Linked DNA regions of Homo sapiens: region 2 is linked to region 1. Evidence: chromatin loops called from intact Hi-C (ENCODE). Cell type or tissue: ascending aorta. All regions are shown on one strand. Links, peaks and the distances in the headings refer to the core of each region. The heading gives the core; the rest is flanking DNA. Region 1 has its middle 56 kb from the start of LRRC37A3. Region 2 has its middle 6.1 kb from the start of LINC02563.

Region 1 (4,391 bases), core at 280-4,279:
GGCCCATCTGAATCAGACCAATAGCCCGGACTATTCCTGACAACAGAACCATTGCAAAACCGAACCAAAACTAGCACATTACCAGTATTTACCAATGGACCGTATATAAATACTGCGTTTGTCTGGAGAGGGTATCTTTCTGTAAGGATGACTGAAGAACTGTTCAAAGTCTTGGGGGGCCTCAGGGTGGGAGGTGATCCAATCTGATGGAGAATGCAAGGTCCAAAGAGATCACTGGCTGGCTGGAATGCTTCATTCATTAAACGCTGTTCCCCAGCATCTACTTTCTCATACTGTGACACAAGCACTGGATTCTTTGAGATGACAGCTATTTTTAGTGTCTGTTCGGAATACCGTACTATTTGCATCTAACAAAAAAATACAAGCAGTCAAATATAAAAATACATATCCATATTGGGGACTTTACCTATTCTCCATATACAGCTCTGATTTCTCCCTAGAGTGAAATGACTGACTGCTAATGCTTTAGAGTGGTCACACTTAGAGTGGTTTCCTCATGTCCAATCAATTTCTTGGGGACCTAAGAAATTACAAAGACAATCATGAAATCCATTCCTCCATCTCATATGGAACCTGCTCCCATTACAAAAACTAGTGGTGGCCAGGCGTGGTGGCTCATGCCTGTAATTTCAGCACTTTGGGATAGGAGGACTGCTTGAGGCCAGGAGTTTGAGAACAGCTTGGGCAACATGGTGAGACCCTGTCTCTACAAAAAACTTAAAAATTCCCTGGGCATAGTGGTGCACACCTGTGGTCCTAGCTACCAGGGAGGCTGAGGTTGCAGTGAGCCATGATCGTGCCACTGCACTCCAGCCTGGGCAAGAGTCCAAAACAAACAAAAAAATCTCATGGTGACCATAGGAGCAGGACCTCACACCCAATTTCCTTCTTTTGGGGAATAATATTGGCCTGGCATGGTGGCTCATGCTTATAATCCCAGCACTTTGGGAAGCCAAGGCAGAAGGATTACTTGAGCCTAGGAGTTTGAGATCAGCCTGGGCATCATGGCAAAACCCCATATCTACAAAAAAATTAGCCGGGCATGGTGGTGTGCACTTGTAGTCCCAGCTACTTGGGAGGCTAAGGTGGGAGGATCATCTGAGCCCAGGAGGTCGAGGCTGCAGTGGGCTGTGATCGTGCCACTGCACTCCAGCCTGGGCAACAGAGACTTTGTCTCAAAAAATCATATTATGAATTAACTCATTAGTGCCACATGAAAAATACTCCTCGTTTCTAGTGTGACTCAAAGATCTTCAACATCAAATAAAAACAAAACTAATGTAAGCCCTATCATTTCTGCAATTTAACTGCAGGCTGAGAAGCTACGGCTTAGTCACATCACATTAGGGAAGACATCAGATGACTAATCAAAAGCCAGACTCACAATGACAGGTTTCTTCCATTCACATCGTGTTCCTATGTAGAGTTTTCATCCTTCCTCTTGAAAAGGGTCAGATGTTCCACCACGAGACTTTTTGAATTACACAAGGAAAAACCTGAACATCTCTGTCTGGATCATCTCTGTCATATTTTCTAATTATCTAGATTTTGCCAGTTTAATGATAGACAACTGATGGGAAAACTTAAGCTAATGTCTGTTCTGATTGAACCTCTGAATTCTGGGGTTGAAGAGGCTGGCTGAAATTCCAGATCAAATGTCTCTGTACTCAAAGCTCTGATAAGAGCATAAGCTCATCCTCACTCCTACACAACTGGGCTGAAATCTGACTTCTACAGGACAAAATATAAAACCAGATGTACCTTCCAGTGGTCTACCTACCTTGATTAGGAAGGAAGGCTCCCATGGAAGCTTTTATCTCACAAGGACAGACATGTCTGGGCCTGGCCAGAAGGAAGTTGTGGAGTGTGCCTTCATCTTTATATTAACGAAGGCAGTGAGAAAAGTCAGGAGGCCTCCCCTTGCCTCCCAAGCCTAATCTAGGGAAGCTGCGGGAGAAGATGGGCAGGGGGCGCACAATATGGTCACTGTGGTGGGCTGGAGGCCTGGGACGCTGTGGTCCCAAAACCAGAACATCTCGGGCCAACCGGGAGAAGTTGGCCACCCTAGCTGGTTGCCTACAGCAACTCGCACTGTGGGCTCTGGTCCGTGCAGGCACAACCCAGGCTCCGGCTGGGGGTGGAGTAGGGCTTCCCCGGGGACTCTCGCTTCGCCTCTTCTTCCCCCAGGAGCCTCTGGAAAGGCCTCCCTGGCTCCCCAGAGGCACTCCGCCCCCGCAGTCCCCGCGGCTTCCGCCACGTCCGTCCCTCCTACATCCTCATCCCTCTCCACCGACCGCGACTGGCGCCCGCCTCTACGACCCGGCTGCCCCGCCCAGCTCTGACAGCACCTGCGAACCGCCCTGACCCAACAGGCCTCGACACCACTCACCCGCGACATCCCTCACGCGCGTGCGCACCGCGTCTCTTCGCACTACGCCACGCCCACTGGCGCCACGCCCCTTCGCGCCGCGCGACGCGCCGCTCCATCGCACACGCTCTCTGGGCCCCGCCCCACTCACGACCCGCCCGCGCCACGCCCCTGAGCGCGCCAGAGCTGGAGTTCGGCGGCCGCGGCTCGCCTTTTCCTGAGTAGAGGGTCACGAGGGGACTACAAGCCCCAGCCGTCCGCCCCCGCAGTCGCCAGTTCCCCGTCTGCCCTCGCCGGGGCTCCGCGGCCTGGTTCTCCAGAGCCACAGACGCGCCCGCGTCACCAGGGTCGCCCGTGTGGGAACGTGCTCGGCAGGCCGCGGGTTTGAGAGGCGTCCCGGCGTGACGAATGCAACCAGCGTAGCCCCCAAATGAGTCGGCGGCCGCCGCAGGTTGTCGTACAGCCGCGGCGCTCCCTGGGGCAGTCACCCAAAGGACTTTCCCTTCTTTATTTGTTGGGGGCGGCGGGGACTGGAACCCAGACGCGCAAGTGTGGGGCGTGTCCTCGTGGCGTCCCTGGCGCTCCGAGGCCGAGACCCGGATGCCAGGAGAGGCAGTGAGGTCGGAAAGGCACCGCGGGGCCAGCATTAGGGCTGAGCTAGTTCTGTGGCCTCGGGTGGGACGTTCAATCTCTCTGGGCCTCGCCATTCTCTTTCTTTTTATTGCTTTTTGTTTGTTTGTTTAAGACGGAGTCTCTCTGTCGCCCAGGCTAGAGTGCAGTGGCCCAATCTCGGCTCACTGCAACGTTTGCCTCCTGGGTTCAAGCGATTCTCCTGCCTCACCCTACCCAGTAGCTGGGACTACAGGTGCCCACTATCACGTCCGGCTAATTTTTGTATTTTTAATAGAGACGGGGTTTCACCATTTTGGCCAGGCTGGTCTCGAACTCCTGACCTCAGGTGATCCGCCCGCCTTTCCCTCCCAAAGTGCTGGAATTACAGGCGTGAGCCACCGCGTCCGGCCTCAGTTCTTTTGAAGTCATTTTACCATCCTCTGGATTTTCCTCATCCTAATTCTCCTTCCCAGTCTCCAGGAAAGACAGGCACATTTTCTTGATGACTTCAGCACTTGTAACCCCTTGTTGGCTCTCCTTAGAGGACATTAACTCTGTGTGTTTGAACCTTTCAACTTCGAGGATCTCCTCAGCCCATCCTTATTTGTTCACCCTTCTGGATCATGAAATCTCCAAATTTGTCTTTTGAACCCAGTGCCCATATCCACCCTCACCTGAACCCATTCTTGAATAAAATGCATTCCTACCATGACTGTTCTCAAAGTTTGAAGTTGAGCATACCGATGCGCCACTCCTGCTTCAATGCTTGAGAAGTCGTAGGCTTTCTTCTATGTGCCTTTTGACTGGGCGCCTATCTCCCGACAGCCTGAGGTGGTGTAGCATAGGGGCGAAGGTGGTCTGTGCTTGAATCCCAAAACCCTCACTAGCGTGGGACCTGTGCCAGTTACTTGACCTCTTTTTCATTTCTTCACTAGTTTGTAAAACGGACACAATTACAGCACATCTTTTATTGTTATTATTTGACACGAAGTCTCACTCTGTCACCCATGCTGGAGTGCAGTGGCGTGATCTTGGCTCACTGCAACCTCTGCCTCCTGGGTTCAAGCGATTCTCGTGCCTCAGTCTCCCGAGTAGCTGGGATTACAGGCACGCACCACCACGCCCGGCTAATTTTTGTATTTTTAGTAGAGACGGGGTTTCACCATGCTGGCCAGGCTGGTCTCAAACTCCTGACCTCAGGTGATCCATCTATCTCGGCCTCCGAAAGTGCAGGGATTACAGGCATGAGCCACCGCGCCCCGCCTACAGCACATCTTAGCAGAATTTTAGGGATCAAATGAGTTCCTTTGGATACTGTGCCTGTTTTTGACTGAACGGCTGTCTTCTGACATCCTGAGTGGCTTCTTTAGCTTAGTTGTCACCTCTTCTA
Region 2 (4,391 bases), core at 190-4,189, 490 kb after region 1:
GATTGGGTCTTGCAGTGTTGCCCAGGCTGGTCTCGAACTCCTGCACTCAAGTGATCCTCCCACCTTGGCCTCCCAGAGTGCTGGGATTCCAGGTATGAGCCACTGCACCGAGACATGTTTTCAACTTTGACATCTGTGAGTGCCTCCTCTAGAAACGGTGTTGATGCAGCCACCCTCTGGTGAGCTCTGGTGATTTGTCAGGGTCTGTACCTCACTCTAGATGTGATCAGAGGTAGACACGTGCCTACTATGATCCAGGCGTTGTCCCAGATGCAAGGATGAAGCCAAGAGGCTCTACAGGTGTGTTGCAGCTGAGACCCTAGGGCCAGTCAAAGCTGGGCTCAAACCTCACTGCTCACTGTTAGCCATGTGATCCCGAACAAATGATTGAGCCTGTCTAAGCCTCAGTTTTCATATCCTTAAAATAAGGCTAGTAACAATGAGTGCCTTGAGGAACTAATGCCCATAAAATGCTTTGTCTAGGGAATACTATATTCAATGAATGGCAGATATTATCAATAACCATTCTCTATTTTTATTGTGGTAAAATGTATGACAAAATTCACCATTTTAATCATTTTCAAGTGTACAGTTCAGTGGAATTAAGTCCATTCACATTGTGGTACAACCATGACCACCACCCATCTCCAGAATGTATTCACCTTTCCAAACTGATCCTTTGTGCCCATTAAACACTAACTCTCCATTCCCCTCTCCCTCCAGTCCTGGGTATTCACTATTCCACTCTCTGCCTCTATGAATTTGGCTACTCTGGGTACATCTTATAAGTGGAATCATACACTATTTGTCCTGTTGTGTCTGGCTTTTTTCACTTAGCATGATGTCCTCAATGATGTTGTAGCAGTATCAGAATTTCATTCCTTTTAAGGCTGAAAATATTCCATTGTATGCCTGTATATCACTTTGTGTTTATCCAATTCCTCCATCAACCAACATTTGGGTTGTTTCTACCTTTTGGCTATTGTGGCTAATGCTGCTACGAACACAGGGACACAAATATCTGTTCAAGTATCTTCTTTTGATTCTTTTTGGCATATACCTAGAAATGGAATAACTGGATTGGATAGTAATTCTATATTTAATTATTTGAGAAGCATCCATACTGCTTTCCATAATGACTGCATTATTTCACATTCCTGCTAGCGACGCACAAGAATGTTAACTTTCCCACGTCCTCATCAACACTTGTTATTATTTTCTGTTTTTTGTTTTTTTATAACAGGCATCCTAATTGGTGCAAACTGGTATCTCATCATGGTTTTTATTTGCATTATTTGCATTTTCCTAATGATTAGTGATAGCGAGCATCTTTTCACATGTCTGTTAGCCATTTGCATATCTTCTTTGGAGAAATGTCTACTCCAGCTCTTTGCCCATGACTCTCATTGGGTTGTTTGTATTTTGTTGATGTTGAGGGGTAGGACTACTAGCTCTTCTTTTTTTTTTTTTTTTAATTGAGACGGAGTCTCGCTCTGTCACCCAGGCTGCTCTGTCACCCAGGCTGGAGTGCAGTGCTGCAATCTCAGCTCACTGCAAGCTCCACCTCCCGGGTTCACACCATTCTCCTGCCTCAGCCTCCCGAGTAGCTGGGACTACAGGCGCCCACCAACACGCCCGGCTAATTTTTTGTATTTTTAGTAGAGACGGAGTTTCACCTGGTAGCCAGGATGGTCTTGATCTCCTGACCTTGTGATCCGCCCGTCTCGACCTCCCAAAGTCCTGGGATTACAGGCGTGAGCCACCGCGCCGGGCACTACTAGCTCTTCTTAAGAGGAGGAAAGCCACTCTGTGTCCTCCCAACAAACACTCATACACACACTCCAGGCGATGGCCATAGAGTCGAGCCAATGGGACAGAACCCTGAAACACAAAGCAAGGAAGTGCTGCAGCAGTGCACGGACTTGCCTGGAAATCAGCCCCATGAGTCAGGGGTACAGGCTGTACTCATAAGCGGGATACTCCAGCCAGCCTCTGAGCACACTGGGACATTGGTTTCATGAGTGCAGCACACTCTAACCCAGTGAGATAAGAGGCTACAGATGAAGCAACTCAAATACCAAGACAACTTGGCTCAGCACCCGCTGGGAGAGGACGTGGTCTTTTCACTCCAGCTTCTGTACTGGGCTCGTCAATCTCACCTTGCTGAGAAGCTGAACAAACCCGGGCCTGCTCTTCTCACCCTACCTGATGCCAAGGCGATGAGGTAGCCAGTGACCAGGAATGTCTGAGCTTAAAATAGAGATGCCCTGTGCCAAAATGAAGGCTTTCCTTTGGAGTAAGTAGAAGCACCCTGATGTCTTCTAAAAGTCTGGTCCGGTTTCTTTGGGCCATGCATCTAGCCCAGAGCCTGGAACATTAGAAGGGGTTTAACAAAAGTTGCATAGAACTTTATGGCCCTGGGTGAAACCTGGGGAGAGCCCACAGAAAAGTGACTCTCCCCCTTTGTAATGAAAATCAAGGCACCCGCCTTCCTGAAAATCTGACATCCTCACAGCCATCTGAAATCGTTTCCATGGCAAAGCAATGAACAACACATTATATTCATATTAATTTTCTAGGGCTGCCATAACAAAATACCACAGGCGGGGTGGCTGAAACACCAGAAAAAGTTCTGGAGCCTAGAAATCAAGCTCAAGGTGTTGGCATGGGTGGTTTGTTCTGAGGGCTGCCAGGGGAAATCTGTTCCGTGCCGCTCACCTGACTTCCGGTGGTTTGTATTCTTTGGTGTTCTTCGGCTTCTACTGCTTCACCTCAATCCTGGCTTCACCTTCACGTGGTATTCTCCCTGTGCTTCTGTGACTTTCCATAGTCATCTTCCTATATGACGCCAGTCATACTGGACAAGTGGCCTGTCCTTCTCCAGTACAGCCTCATCTCAACTTAATTACATCTGCAATTACCCTGTTCCCAAATTAGGTCACCTTCTGCAGGACTAGGGGTTAAGACTTCAACATATGAATTTTGGGGGACACGATTCAACCCATAACAGCATCCAAAATCTATTTCAGCCTGTATCAAAACATCTTACGTACCCCTAAATATATACACCTATTATGTACCCACAAACAATTTTTTTAAGTAAAAGAAAATTTAAAAATGAAATCTATATCTGTCACCTCTTTTCATTCGGAAAAGCCACAAAATAGCAATGATAATATTTCCCAAATAATGTTTGCAGAAGGTTTCTTTTCATTTGGGGAATCCCTACCCCCTAGCACAGGCCTTATAGAAAAGGTAACAACACAGGTTTCAGAGTCAAACAGGCTTTGCCTTGAAGCCCGGCCTCACCATTTCCTTCCTGGATGACCTAGAATGTGTTACTTAACCTCTCTAAGGATCAGATTTCTCATTTATATACAGAAGATAAAAATATTGGGTTGGTGCAAAAGTAATTGCAAAACCCACAATTACTTTTGCATCAACACTAATAATCAAATTGCAGAGTTGTTGGGGCAAAGAAGGTAACATGTATTACTAATCCATAATAAAAGCTTAGATGCATCAGTGTGGGAGAATGCTAATTGCCGCCTTTTCTCGTAGCAATAGAGACCCCAATTTTTAGTGGTATATGACTACCCAACTTCTCCATGCTGCTAAGTGTGATCCTGTGGCCAAGTTCAGCCAATGGCATTGAAGTACACGCGTCAAGTGGCAGCTTCTAGGAATCTTCACTAAAGCGAACGCTGTGCACACTCTGACTTTCTTCATTATCTCTTCCACCTGTCTGTTGTTGATGGACATGATGGCTGGAGCTGGAGCTGCCACCTTAGACCATGAGGTGACACTGGGAATGGAGACATGTATGGTGGACCAACAAGACAGAAGGAATCCAGGTCCATAATGCTTCCTAGAGCAGAGCCCCACACCCATCCTGGACCACCTGCCTCTGAGGTTTTATGGGAGAAAGAAACAAATTAGCATCTTATTTAAGCTGCTGTTACTTGGGCAGGGGCGGCCACTATTACTTGGCAGCTGAACCTAATCCTGACTGATACAGTTGGGTCCTTTCCCTGGCTCATACCAAGTGATCCTTAAATGTGTGTTGAATTGGATTATGCCTGTGGTGTTGCATCCAATTTCACAAGTTTCCATAGTTGGACTTCAGGGTTAGGCGTTCTGTCTCTGAAGAGCAGAGGGGCAGGTGCCTCTCCTTCAATCCATGTCCCTGTGCAAGTAGTGGTGAGTTTGTGACTCAGAATAAAAACCCCTCTAGCCCTTTGAGCACAACGGAGCCTGTTACTGAAGGCCTGTGCGGTAGTTTGTTCTATTTGCAGTAGAATGAGGGTGGGTAAGAGGGACGAAGAGAAAGAAGTAGAGAAAAAGCAAAGCAGTTCTCTGTGCCATTCCACTTTCTCTCCCAATCTCCCAGG

Evidence for each region. A loop is a pair of places that touch in the nucleus more often than their neighbours do. Peaks named below come from ENCODE experiments on the same cell type or tissue, not always from the same donor. Only the 100,000 strongest peaks of a DNase experiment are listed, where the experiment ranks them.
Region 2: it touches region 1 in a loop (3-fold over the local background); 2 of 110 quality-filtered maps call a loop at or near these places.

The regions. Positions count from the first base shown.
Region 1 is chr17:64,973,150-64,977,540 of GRCh38, forward strand. It overlaps the pseudogene AMZ2P1. Among named protein-coding and RNA genes, the nearest start is that of LRRC37A3, 56 kb to the left of the region's middle. RefSeq lists silencers at 1,262-1,556, 2,106-2,305, 2,676-2,745 and an enhancer at 2,486-3,356. In ascending aorta, for the core only: no CTCF peak of the experiment used is centred there; a DNase peak (open chromatin) is centred at 2,422; H3K4me3 peaks cover 2,133 bases; H3K27ac peaks cover 2,983 bases.
Region 2 is chr17:65,461,400-65,465,790 of GRCh38, forward strand. No RefSeq gene overlaps it. Among named protein-coding and RNA genes, the nearest start is that of LINC02563, 6.1 kb to the left of the region's middle. RefSeq lists an enhancer at 1-494. In ascending aorta, for the core only: no CTCF peak of the experiment used is centred there; a DNase peak (open chromatin) is centred at 1,982; H3K27ac peaks cover 1,598 bases.